Regions from separate parts of the Homo sapiens genome. Here region 2 is linked to region 1. The links are chromatin contacts, found by Hi-C or POLR2A ChIA-PET in ENCODE. All regions are on one chromosome and are shown on one strand. Each heading gives the region's core, a stretch centred on a gene start or an enhancer-like site at or near the end of the contact. The rest is flanking DNA. Distances are from core to core; before and after follow the strand shown. Region 1 holds the start of LINC02639 (long intergenic non-protein coding RNA 2639). Region 2 overlaps LINC02660 (long intergenic non-protein coding RNA 2660).

Region 1 (6,624 bases), core at 1,118-3,617:
GTATTTAGGTATAGCAGGAATACAAGAAAAAAAACTGAGGCCACACTATAATCTATACAAATTGGGGAGAAAAAAGACAGTGCCATGCTGTTGTTGACTTGTATTGATGAGAGAGTAGCTGGCATGTTGGAATTCTGTGGCACAGATTTAAACATCTATGAGTCCCATAACTTTTAAAGATATATGGGGTCTGCCATATACACTGAACCAACCAGGATGCCCTAAGAGAGCATCAGTAGCAAGTCCAGCCACTGCTGTGTTGTTAGCAACAGCACCCATGCTTCGAGGGGAATACTAAGCTGCAAAGCAGGAACTTCCATGGGGAAGTCCTGCGAAGCAAGCAGAGTGGGGCCTCTGTGTTTTCCTGCTTTTAATAGAGTAGCTTATCTCTGCCCCATTGTCCTCAGCCTGTAATTTGTAAACTTGCTTCTGCTGATTGTCGTTGGCTGTGAAATCGACTCCTGCTGGAAACGGTTGACAGAACTTCTGTCTGCCTTTGACAAGCAGCTAACTCATTAAGCGACTAGTTTCTTTTTAATTCAAAATCATAATTCAACAACGGAACAATCTCAAAAAATGACTTGAAAATTCAGAAAGTAGTTTGATTTTTTAAAAAAACCTGTATATATTTTATGTACTGGAGGAAGGAGCAGGGAATTGTTTATTTAAATTTTGTTTTTCTCAGAAGGAAGTAACAGTAAAGTTGGTGTAGTTTTCAAATCCCTCATAGAGGAAAAATTTAAACAAATGGTTTAATATTACTCAATAGGTCAGTCTATTTACATTGCTATTAACAGTTATCAGCAGACTTAATACAATTTTAAGAGATTTAACAAACAGTTGGAAATTATTAATTTGAACAAGTTTAAAAATCAGTTTTACAGATGTATAACTGATGTTAGAATAACTAACAAAGATTCAATTATATGTGTATAGAATACAATTTTCTTAAGTATATAAAACATTTATAAGAGGAATATATGTAAGACATTTTATGCCCATATCATGGGCAATTTTCAGTTCAATATAACAGATATTTAAGATACCTTTAGCTCAAAGTTTTATTAATTAGAATAAAAAAGTTAAAATGTGTTTAATATTAAATGCCATCATTAATTCAACCAATTTAGTACATATTGCTGAAAACTGTTGAGTAAATATACTAATTGTTTTGCAATTCTGTACAACTTCACTGAGGTCTCTTAAACTTTTGACCTTCTTCATTTTCTTCAAAGACTATAAATCATGATATTTTTTAGTAATCTTTAAATTATTACTTAATCTTTTTAAATTTAATCCAATAGCAAGAATGTTTTCTGAGGCGGCAAATGAAAAAGAACTGGGTGATATGCACATTTACTGAAACAAAGATGAATAAACCCAGTGGCTTCCCTACACAAGATAATAATCTAGTCTGCAGAAATTGGCAACCTAATATAAAATAGAGCTGATGATAATTTCACCATAGGGATTTCAATGTTTTGTGACTATCTATCTATAATTCTAAACATTTTTTGACCACAGTCAAGGGGACAATAAGACCTGGTTTTAGAAATCGTTCTTACACATAATGAAAACTTGTTTGACATCCATTGAGGGAGCATTTATTAACCGCCTCTGGATGAGGTGGAGACTGGCGCTGGGATGTAGGTAGGACGGTGACAAGTGTGGTCCTATCACATGAAGGACAGTCATACAGAGGAAGGGTGAGATCCAGTGCCAGCATCTCAACACCATATGTAACACTTCCTCCTCTGCTCCAAACCAAGAAACAACCGCCCAGCTTCCTTCTCAGGAATCTCATCCATGTGTCTCAGACAGAGGGATCAGGTGTTGCTGAGGAGGAGGGATACACAAAATTCAAACACAGATGCATTTAATCCTTCTCAAAGCCTTTCCTATGAGTACGTATTGTATGACAGCTGGTTGTCCTCAAGAGCTACTCTAGAAACCGTCTTTGGATCTCAGAAACTACTAGGGATCCAGCCGGCCCCATTCTCCCCTGCTACCCTCCTGCAGACGTACATCCTTGGATAAGACACTTAGTTTTCCCTGGACTGAGGGTGATGTAGTACTTACCTCATTTCATTAAACTGATGACTTACTGATACAGCATCAAAAACAGAAGCCACTGCAGTGAACCTTTCTTAGTCCTGGGTGGAGAGCCGTGCATTGTACGTGGGTTAGCTCCTTTTGTCCTCAGAATAATCCATGAAGTAGATAGTAGCATCATCCTCATTTTAGGTTGGCAGCTGGAGTTCACATGGCTTAAATAAATAATGTGCCCCAGACTGCACCACGCGCGAGTGAGCAAGCGGAACCCCACCAGGGCGGCCTCTCTCTTGGTCTTGGAGTGTCACTGTTACTGCCATTCAGAGGGTACAGGACAAGCCCTGGGAGCATCCTTGGGGCACAGCAGCTGCTCAGAAGAATCCTTGTAATCCCGTCCTCTGAATGAGGGATTACTGGAGCAGTTCAGGACGGGCAGGAGGACTTCTGAACAGGTGTTGGTCTGAGCCAGGGAACCTTGGGAGCACTTTAGGAAAACCCTGGAATATCACTTTTTTGTTTGTTTGGTTTTTATTTTTTTTCTTTTTTTTTTGTTTTTCTGAGACATGGTCTTGCTATGTTGCCATGGCTGGAGTTCAGTGGTGCAATCACAGCTCACTGCAACCTCAACCTCCAGGGCTCAAGTGATCCTCCAGCCTCAGCCTCCCAAGTGGCTGGGACTAGGGGTGGATGCCACGATGCCTGGCTAAATTTTAAATTTTTTTGTAGAGACAAGGTCACACTATGTTGCCCAGGCTGGTCTCAAACTCCTAGGCTCAAGTGATCCTTCCACCTCAGCCTCCCAAAGTGCTGGGATTACAGGTGTGAGCCACCACACCCGGTTACTTCAAAATATTTGACAGCACCTGTGCCCACGACATCTTAGGGCACCACCCCCCTGACAGACTCCCTGATACAGGCATGAGATGTCTAAGGGTTTATTTTCCACCTGCCAGCTGTGTGATAGTCTAGCTTTCCAGGAACGCGGCCTCCCGTCGGGATGTTGTGTGTCTTTTCTAAACTGTTCCATTCATGTCAGCTCTGGTTGTCTACAGACCTTTATTTTTCTGCCTCTATAAAGATTCTGTCTTTCCCAGTGGGATTCTCAGAAAATGTCTTCTCTTTTTCAAGACTAGCCAGACACTGCCTTCAGAAAAAAATCTCCTTTCAATTGATTTCAAATAATGCTTTATACTTTGATAAGCATCTTTAAAAGAAAGACATAAACTTGCCTCCAGGCTCTGCAATATTAGCCAGTGTTTAGAGAATAAAGATACTGACAGAAAGAGTTTTGTATTTCAGTGATGGTCTATTACATTTCCTTAAACATCATCCTCGTCCACTTGATGAATGGTAAGATATTTTCATCTCTTTCATTTCATAAGCTATTACCGTTGAATAAAGTTAAAGCACTGAACAAAAAGACAGGATACGTGGCTGTGGTCTTCATCCTGAAGAAAGTGATTAACCATAGGACACCTTGAAATTTAAATCTCTGTCTCTTCACTCATAAAATGGGAGTTATAGTACATGAACTTCTTCACAGAGTAATTGTAGGGAAAACGATTAGTTCACATAAAAGTTATGAAAATGGAGACACTATCACCAAACTGTTATATATGAAACTCCTTTCTTTCTCTTTTCTGTTTCTGTTTTATTTTTGCTGTTTTTGAGATAGGGTTTCACTCTGTTGCCCAGGCTGGAGTGCAGTGGTGTGATCTCAGCTCACTGCAAACTCTGTCTCCTGGGCTCAAACCCTCCTACCTCAGCCTCCTGAGTAGCTGAGACTGCAGGAATACACCATCTTGTCCAGCTAATTTTTTGTAGAGACAGGGATTCACATATTGCTAGGGCTGGTCTTGAACTCCTGGACTCAAGCGATCTGCCTGCCTCAGCCTCTTAAGTGTTAGGATTAGAGGCATGAGCCACCACCCCCGGCCGTTCCTTAATTTTTGAGGAAATTGGCTGTCTGGTCATTTTACTGTAATTACAAATTCATTCTCATACTTCCATTGCCTTATACCTTTGCTGAGCAGACATTTAGTAAGTGCTTACTAAACAAAATGAAGCTGTTTTATTTCTATGGTATGTCGTGACTTTTCAGATGCACCCAAGCAACCTAAAACTGCTCCAACTACAATTTCTCCCAAAGCATACATTTAATTCAGGTTAAATTGGATATAAGAACAAATATGAGACTTAATTTTTAACATCCAGAATTCTTCATGCTGTTACATAAGTTCATGGCAGTATCATTAGGGCACCAACAAGAGGGGTGCAAATTACAGATTCTAAAAGTCATCACAATGATATGATTGCCTGTGTCCCTATTATGTCATTCATCCGGAGAAGTGACTCTTTTGTAGCCTGTGTAATTTCTCCAAGTAGAAACAATACATCGAAGATATCATTTTAATGTAATGCTCAGTGTTGTTTAGAAAATGTTGATGCAGATGTTCTTTCAATAGGAAATGGGAAATTCTCTCTCTTCTGTCCAAGCCTGATGCCAAATGAAGGCATGTTCCCCGCCTTCATTTTCTGTGTTTCCATGTTCCAGCTAAATCACGGCAGTTGAATACAACAGAAGTAAAATTGATTTAACTTCTGAAAGAAAGCTAATCTCAAACAAAATAACCACTTTTGCAATATACAGCTGATCTTTCCAAATATTAAATAAATGGGAAAAAATAAAGCTGTACGTTTCGGAAAGTTGTTTTTTCCCCTTTCATCTCCTATTACAAAAGCCCAGGAGTGGTATTAAAATCAGTTGGCATTCTGTGTATGGAATGCTATAAATAGCTAATCTGCAAATCCCTATTTAGGATGCAAATCAAATCTCTACAGATACTATTTGAAATAGGAATTGCTTATAATTTTTGGTGGCATTTTGCAGAAAACCCTCTCCTTTTCTGGGGAAAGGGTTACTTCTGTGTAGAAGTTCAAACATTTCTCCATCATTTTGAAAACAGATTAAAATCTCATCTCCCTAATGGGAAAAAATGGATGTCCTGATTTGCATGCTCCGCCCTGTCTGTGTTTGTCTCACAAACTGTTATCAGACTCTTTAACATTTCACTGCAGGACTCTTCTGAGCTCAGTGCAAAGTATGGCATTTCAGAAGAATGTGTTGTTTACTTTTTGAGTGTGCTGGGGCCTGTTGTCTGGAACCCTTTCTTAATTGGCTCTGATGCTTGAGTCAATAATAGAAAAGCAAACAGTGGGCATATTAATATTTTTTAAATAGATGATATTAAAATCCTAATCTAGATGACAGGTATTTAGAGGTGCAGACAGCCAGTCTGAAGGCCTTCATACAACTGGTTAAAAAAAAAAGCCTCTTTTATCAAATCAGTTTTAGCATTTTCTGCAGCTCTGTTCCCTGCTGGTATGTAGCATATGACATGATTACTGTGTTCTAGGCATTGTGCTAGAATTCCCAAGTGTTGTTTCTACTTCCTAATATTATCCACATGTTGCTGAGAAGGTACCGTACATGCCAATGGTCAGAAGGTATGGGGAGCCTCAGAGGCGGGACGCAAACCAGGTCCAAATTCAACGTCCTCTTAGGTGAGATCATGACATCGCTTCCTACTCTTCCATGGGAGCTGCTTCCAGGGATAAGAGGTGTTTTATTTTTATTTTTTTGGAGACAGAGTCTTGCTCTGTCACCCAGGTTGGAGTGCAGTGGCATGATCTCGGCTCACTGCAATCTCCACCTCCCAGGTTCAAGCAATTCTCCTGCCTCAGCCTCCCGAGTAGCTGGGACTACAGGCGTGTCCCACCATGCCTGGCTAATTCTTGTGTTTTTAGTAGAGACGGGGTCTTGCCACGTTGGCCAGGCTGGTCAGGAACTCCTGAGCTCAGGTGATCTGCCCGCCTCGGCCTCCCAAAGTGCTGGGGGCCACCAGGTGTGAGTCACCGTGCCCAGCCAAGAGGTCTATTTTTTAAACAGTTCTATATGGTCAATTAATATGGGAAATACTAACTGAAATAATGTTTAGCAGACTTTCGTGAATTCTTAGAGCCCTAAAATATGCCAGGGGCATTTTGAGTGTCTAAGAGAGGGATAAGATAGGGAGGGTCCCCGGTTCATTTTCTCCACCGCTGCCTCCCCCACCACACCCCCTGCAGAGGGCACTCAACTTTGAGAATGGCCTTAGAAGGATATTCTCCCCAGAAGTGCAAGGGCTTCGATACGCAGCCCCCAAGGCACAGGAAAACACGGCCCAGTGGGCCACGTAACTCCAGCACCAAACTCCTGGGCTTGGCTCATAGGACAAGCATGAATTCATGGGCTCTTTCACATCAACACCAACTTGAGCCCCTTTTGTGCCTGGTCCTGCTTTAGGCACTGGGAACACAGAGATAAATCACAAGGCCCTCAGCCTGGGGCGGCTCATTCCCCTGCTGGGCAGTTTTCACATCCAAATTAGGGATGAATGTGGAGTTCTGTGGTGGCACAAAGGAAGGTCGGGCAACCTGCCTGGGAGGATGGAAGCAAAGTCGGTCCCCCCATGCTCAAGTGCCAGGTAGCAAGATAATCTTTGAGCTACAAGCTCAGGAAGAGCCTCTCCT
Region 2 (6,624 bases), core at 1,734-4,233, 100 kb before region 1:
ACTCTGCCCGGGACCGCAGGTCCCGTGGGTACATAACCATGACCAAGTTGGCCACAAGCACCGTGAGTATGGCGTGGGTCGCCCTCTTCCCTGTCTCCCTGCTGGACACCCACCCACCCCTTAGCGCCTGCAGAGAAGTCCCCCCAGGAGTCCAGGCCTGGGTCCCTGTGGCCCTGGGGGGTTTGTGGCGACCCCAACACGAGCTCTCTGCGACTGCACGCACAGGTATGCAGCCCAGGCAGCCCTTCCGTGAGCTCTTGGACTGGGGCTCATCCATCGCTGCACCTGTAACACTGGGCATTTTTCCCTGTAAACAGGAGACATCAGTTTAATAAGCATTGATTTCATTTAACAAGTTTGTATTGAGTAATCTCTGTGCACCTCAGTCCTAGGAATACGGCTGAAAAATGGTAAAAAAGCATCCAGGCAGTTGTAAATTGACATTCGAATCTAATTTGCATTCTGATCAGTAAGTAAATTAATATGCAAGTGAGCAATTTCAAATACATTATGAAGAAAAACCAACAACGTGATAGATTGGGATGGAGGGTGGGGGTGGGAGCTGTTTTTGATGGAATATTTGGGGGGATGCTTCTCAGAGTCTGAGTGAGATGTGGGCAGAGAGAAGGAGCCAGCCAAGTGGGAGATAAGAAAGGGTTTTCCTGCTGAGGGGGCCTCTAGAAGCCCTAAGCCAGGATCAGCTTGGAATGTTCCAGAAACAGAAAGGATGTCAGTGTCCCTTGAGAGCTCAATTGGGGAGTGGAGAGAGATAGATGAGTTTATAGACAAAAGGCTTCACACCTGCCTTCTCGGGGGTCCAGGGGGGATCTTGAGGGTCCAGGAAGAAGTGTGTGGCTTACTTGAAGAAAATGGGAAGCTGTGGAGGGTTATAAATGGGAGGGATATAATTTTTTTAGGTTTTGCAAAGGACACACTGGATGCAACATATTAGGAGAGAAGAGGTTGACATGGATGGACATTTTTGAACTGATGTTAAAATAAAACATTTGATTCCTTTTTCTGTACCTTTATGAATGCAGATGAACATACCCATTGTATGAGTCCATTCTCATATTGCTATAAAAAAATACCTGGGACTGGGTAATTTATAAAGAAAAAGGTTTGATTGGCTCACGGTTCCACAGGCTGTACAAGAAGCACAGTGGCTTCTGCTTCTGGGGAGGCCTCAGGAAACTTACAATCATGGCAGAAGGCAAAGGAGAGGCTGGCACATCTTACATGGTTGGAGCAGGAGGAAGAGAGAGCAACGCGGGAGGTGCCACACATTTTTAAACAACCAGATCTCACAAGAACTCACGACGGGGATGACAGCACCCAGGAGGATGGTGTTAAACCATGAGAAGCCACCCCCACAAGAACTCACATAGGGACGACAGCACCCAGGAGGATGGTGTCAGACCATGAGAAGCCAACCCCACAAGAACTCACGATAGGGATGACAGCACCCAGGAGGATGGTGTGAGACCATAAGGAGCCACCTCCATGGCCCTGTCACCTCCCACCAGGCCCACCTCCAGCATTGGGGATTACCTTTCAACATGAGATTTGGGTGGGGACACAGAGCCCAACCATATCACCCCCTCCTGTCTTGAAATGCCAGGGCTCCCTCCCCAGCCCCACCTGAAGGCAAAGTTCTAGAACCACCCTGAGACAATGAGCCAGTTGCTTCAAATTGAGCATGAAACCACTCAGCGTCCAGAGCAAAGGAAATACATAAAGTGCCTAAATTGGCCTAATGGGATCTTAGTAATCAAATATATCATCATCTGTACATTTTCCATATTACGGTGGGAACACTTTGTAGCCAGCCTAGCTCCCCTCCTGTTCCTGTTAGAATTTTGTTCTTAGAATAAATTTACATCCGTCCCCTGGTGCCAGGGTTCAGGCTGTGTTGCACTTTTCATTATAAGCCATGTTTACCGAAGGTTTACAACTTGGCTGTAAAAACCGGTTGGCACCGAAACTGGAAACTTGGCATGAACAAATTGGCATAAACATTGGCCGGAAGCAGTTTTTCTATCTAAATCTGAGAAAAACAGACTAGGTCATTTTCAAGTTATTTGTGTTATTCATGCATAAATAAAATGAAGCTTGACAGCTTCAAACAGTTGTTTGCTTTTGCGCTCTTCAAAAATAGATTGGATCCAAGAAAAGTAACATTTGGTAAACAAATACTCCATGACGGACTGTAGAAAAAACGAAAGGAAAAAAGAGTGGAGTGCAGTACATTAAATAGAAAGGGAAGATGGAAGCGTTTCAAAAGTCACTTTGTGTCAGAAAGTGGAGTCAGGAAAGGTATTATTAGGTGATTATGTGGTTTCTAGAGGCAAATTTAGAGATTCCTCTGGACTCTAAATTAATAGTGTAAACAAGCAGAGAGCAAGCTTTCAAATAACATAATTTATTTTTTTGAGATCTGAAGCACATCTAAACAACACAAGCTAACTAAATAGATGATGTTCAGGCAAGGAAGAACCAAGTGATTTCTAAATATGTTTTCTAACAGCAGTAGGCTTGGCCTGTAAAACAAACAAACAAAAAGTTTAAAAACTGGGGGAAGAAAAAAACAAAATATAAATGATATAGTAAAACATCTTGGTTGAAAACAATAGCATCAATGTCTGATCTTTCCGCTCATCTATGTATCGAATTAAGTTTAGAAATGCAATTTGTGGGTTTTGAATTCCAGCAGCCAGTAGCAGCTCTCTAAAGAGGGAAAGTGATGGTGCCGACCGCTCCCCAAAGAATGCCTTTTTGGCAAATTTAAAAGTCAGCCTTGACGTCAAGTGACTCCTGAGAAGGCTCCGCATTGAGTTCTGTGAAGCGTGGGCAGATCGGACTTTCACTCTCAAAACTCTGTCGGGGGATGACTACAGACACAGTTTAGGGCAAAATAAAACCAAGCCAATTCAAACAGAAAGTAAAAATAAGTCAGAGAGGAAAGAATGTGGAGGATGGACCAGGCCTGCTGGGGCCCGCGCTCTGTAACAAGCGCCCCTTGGGGAAGGAGTTGTCTCACAGGCTTGCTTTTTATTGATGTTCCTTCCTAACGGTTGTTAGCAGCAGTTAAATCCATATGGTTGTTCTTGGCAAAATGGATCTTGTCCTCTATTTGTAAAGTCTTGTTTCACCAAACTATAGGCAGAGTAATAGAATTCTATCATTGGAAGTGGAAGAATTTTCCACCTGGGGATTTCACCTGAATGGCACCTTTGGCCATTACCTGGCTCTTAGGATCAGCATGGTTCCATCCACGTGGTAATTCAAGCTAACAATTATCTTGGGACACATCTCAAAACTATTAACTCCCCAGAATGATCCACAGTGTTGATTCTCGGGTGGATGCTCCCAGTGTTTCCTCCTTCAGAGAAAGCTATGAAATCACTTGTTCACCCTAATATCAAGATTGTTCCAGCTGGTTGCAGTGGCTCACGCCTGTAATCCCAGCACTTTGGGAGGCTGAGGTGGGCGGATCACATGAGGCCAGGAGTTCGAGAGTAGCCTGGGCAACATGGCGAAACCTGGTCTCTACTAAAAATACAAAAATTAGCTCAGCATGGTGGTGCCTGCCTGTAATCCCAGCTGCTCAGGAGGCTGTGACAGGAGAATCGCTTGAACCCAGGAGGCAGAGGTCAAAGTGAGCCGAGATCGCGCCAGCCTGGATGACAGAGCAAGACCCTGTTTCAAAAAAAGAAAAAAAAGAAAAGATTGTTCCGATAGCAACTATAGCAATGCCATGTCATTGAGGATTCCAACTTGTCATGTGCTTCCTGGATAGGGTTTTACACCCTAGAGAGTTCTCTTCCACATTGAGAAGTATGAATAAACACATGCAATGACTCCATTGACACTATTCTTTAGAGATGAAGAAATTAAAGACCTAGGGCACACTATCGGGGTTCCACAGACCAGAGACAAAACAACTCAGCAATTAACAGGCCTCACAGAAACGAGTTTGGGAACCCCTCAGCATTTCTGCAGAATTTGCAGTTATTTCTAAGTATATTCCCTCCAGGTGCACGGTTAGCTAATCTTACCAGTCCCATAGATTCCTTGAGGGACTGGTTTACATCTTATTTTTGTATTCAGTTCCTAACACGGTGCCTGACACTCCAGGGCTTCAGCAAAATACTGATGCTATGATATGGGTAAGCGTTTCTATCTATAAATAGAGAGAGAGAGAGAGAGAGAGGTGTTTTGGTTTTGTTTTCTTTTAACAGACTGGGGAAGAAAAATGTTTGGAGGCTAAAATAAAATTTGCACCAATCAGCGTAAATGAGTGAGTTGTCTGGAAATGCCACATTGTAGATCTGAAATGCCATTATCTACAGGGAGCAGGTGCCCTCAATTGGGGACTTGATACAGTTTGGCCGTGTCCTCACCCAAATATCATCTTGAATTGTAGCTCCCATAATTCCCATGTGTTTTGAGAAGGACCTGTTGGGAGATAATTAAGTGATGGGGCCAGTTTCCCCCATAATGTTTTTGTTTGGACACTATGATCAGAGAGAACTGATGACTTCTACAACAGTCTGCTCTTCAGCTCAATATTCCACCACCAACAGACCTTGGGTTTTGGGGAGTTAATGGGGCACTCAGATGATTGCTGATGGAAACTCCAGGGGAAGTAAGGGTGGGGAAGAAGTGTAGCTTGTAAAAGATTTCCCATCTTTTAGTCCTAAACTTTCAACTGGGGGAAGAATATTACATTTTAAATCCAACCCACAGAAAGGAAAATTCATCAAAATCTCCAAGCCGAATGGGATCTGCGACCCTTTCCATGAAGACTGATCAGATAGGCCTGGCGCAGCTTTCTGCTCTGCTCCCAAGAGCTGTGCAATGTGTGGTCCTTGGGCCATTCCTGCTGCATAAATGTGCATTCTTTGTATTGGAACCCAGAGTGTAGGAACTAGTCGCTTTGACAGAGAATGAGGCTGGCCCTGCATCCATGTTAGACATTGCTATCCTTTTCTTAAGGTTTCTTCATTGTTACATAGTACATCTTGGGAAAGGAAACAGAAAGCTAACTGCAGTGTTAATTCTTGGAACTGGCATGAAAACGAAGAGGAGAAGTGACACAGCGAAAGAGCTTACGTTTGGGAATCAAAGACCTGGATTCATTTTCTACCTCTGTACTTGCAGGATTTGTGCAAGATTTTGACCAATTACTTAACGCATCTGAGCCCCAAGGATCCTGACCATAAAATGAGGCTACTTCTTCCTACCTCTGGACAATGTACGGATTGGCTGGGGGGCAGAAGAAATTGCCCTGGATGTCCTCTTTCCTTTCTGGTGCCTATCTTCCCCACCAGCAAACTCGGCGGCCTGGACCTCCAAATGTATCCTGACTCCGAGCTGGGTGATTTCTTTTTCTTCCGAGCCACAACCATCTCCATTCTGGACGGCATCCATGTGCTCCGAAAGCTCTCCTGCTTCCTCTCAGACTTCCCAACCATCTCTTCCCCAGGGCACCCGTGGGATCCAACGGCATGAACCTCATCACCTTATGCCTACTGAAGGCCCTGCTTGTCTTCCTAATGCTCTGCAGACAAAAGAACCCATGAACACCCAAGCAGAGGCTGGGCCCTGCCCGGTTCTGGCCTCCCTCACCCCTCCCCTCTGCCCATGCCCCCCCACCCTCCCCTCTGCCCATGCCCCCCCACCCCTCCCCTCTGCCCATGCCCCCCGTCACCCCTCCCCTCTGCCCATGCCCTGCCCATCCTGACCTTACGCCTTCAACTGCCCTGAAACACACCAGGTGCCCTCTGGCCCCCTCTGGCGCCAGCTTCCCCTGCCCCCAGCCCTTGCCACAGGCCTCCCATGCCTGGCGCTCCCAATGTTTACTTCTCATGTAGAATTTCTCCTCCTTGGAGACGTGAGATTGAGTCTTAATCTTTCAAACCAAAGGAGCCTCCACACCTCTCTCCCCACCAAATGCTTTATCCATTTCCTTTGTATCACTCACCTGAATTCTGTTTGTATTTGTCAGTGCCCCCAGAATGAAAGTGCAGGGCCCTACATGAGCCCAGAAGCTGCTCTTCCCCGAAAGTCTGGGAGAGAAGAGGCTCCTGGAGGTTTGTGAAGCCCACCTGCATGGCAGGTGTGACAGCCGGCAGGGCCCCTCCTGCACCCCGTCCCTGTGCCCCGCCTGGTGCCATGAAACCACTGGACAACTATGAGACGATTGAGCTCGTTATTATAAAATCATCACGTTTTTCTACTATAAACTTATAGTAATATTCCAGTTTAGACAGAATGAAGAGCATCCAGAGGAACTGAACAATGAGCTCCTGAGATGGACCGTGATTCCTGCGTGTGGCTTGGGTGTCGCATGGCAAGATGTGCACACGAGCAAGCGACGGTGAATTGTGAACGCTTCTGGCAAGTGCTCTGGCTGGACTGTATTTTCAGAGCTTTGTAAATCACCTAATTCCTTTTGCATAAGAACATTAATGATGCGAGGAGGCCAGTTACATTTTCAGTTATACTTTGTTGCATTTTAGAGGGAAATTATCTATCATGGTTAAATTTGCAAAGCTGGGTATTGCCAAAGGTCATGGGGATTTGTGCCCCACAGCAGGAAAGGCACACAGTAGAGCCAGC

The links. Hi-C counts contacts between places; a loop is a spot of excess contacts on that map. ChIA-PET counts read pairs that join two places held with the same protein, here RNA polymerase II (POLR2A). Pooled maps may share reads with other maps.
Region 2: a loop to region 1 is called in a pooled map, with 5 times the contacts of the local background. The contact joins the enhancer-like site here to the promoter of LINC02639 in region 1. A Hi-C loop is called at or near these places in 1 of 168 maps with a recorded cell type or tissue (naive thymus-derived CD4-positive, alpha-beta T cell), 3 of 37 single-sample maps with no recorded cell type and 11 of 50 pooled maps. POLR2A ChIA-PET finds 5 or more read pairs at or near these places in 7 of 52 experiments (T-cell, activated CD4-positive, alpha-beta T cell, activated CD4-positive, alpha-beta memory T cell and 3 more).

What each region holds. Positions count from the first base shown.
Region 1 is chr10:3,829,693-3,836,316 of GRCh38, reverse strand. LINC02639 (long intergenic non-protein coding RNA 2639) reads right to left here and starts at 2,367. Exons shown (of 2, transcript NR_134490.1): 1 at 2,080-2,367; 2 at 1,589-1,836. RefSeq lists enhancers at 5,730-6,318, 6,319-6,624.
Region 2 is chr10:3,931,595-3,938,218 of GRCh38, reverse strand. It overlaps LINC02660 (long intergenic non-protein coding RNA 2660), which reads right to left. Exons shown (of 3, transcript NR_183984.1): 2 at 5,247-5,563; 3 at 2,407-2,540. Among named protein-coding and RNA genes, the nearest start is that of LINC02660, 23 kb to the right of the region's middle. RefSeq lists enhancers at 2,696-2,745, 2,766-2,815, 2,856-3,045. Within about 2 kb of position 2,983, at least 27 of the 41 ENCODE cell types and tissues checked have a DNase peak (open chromatin) inside an H3K27ac peak, as active enhancers do.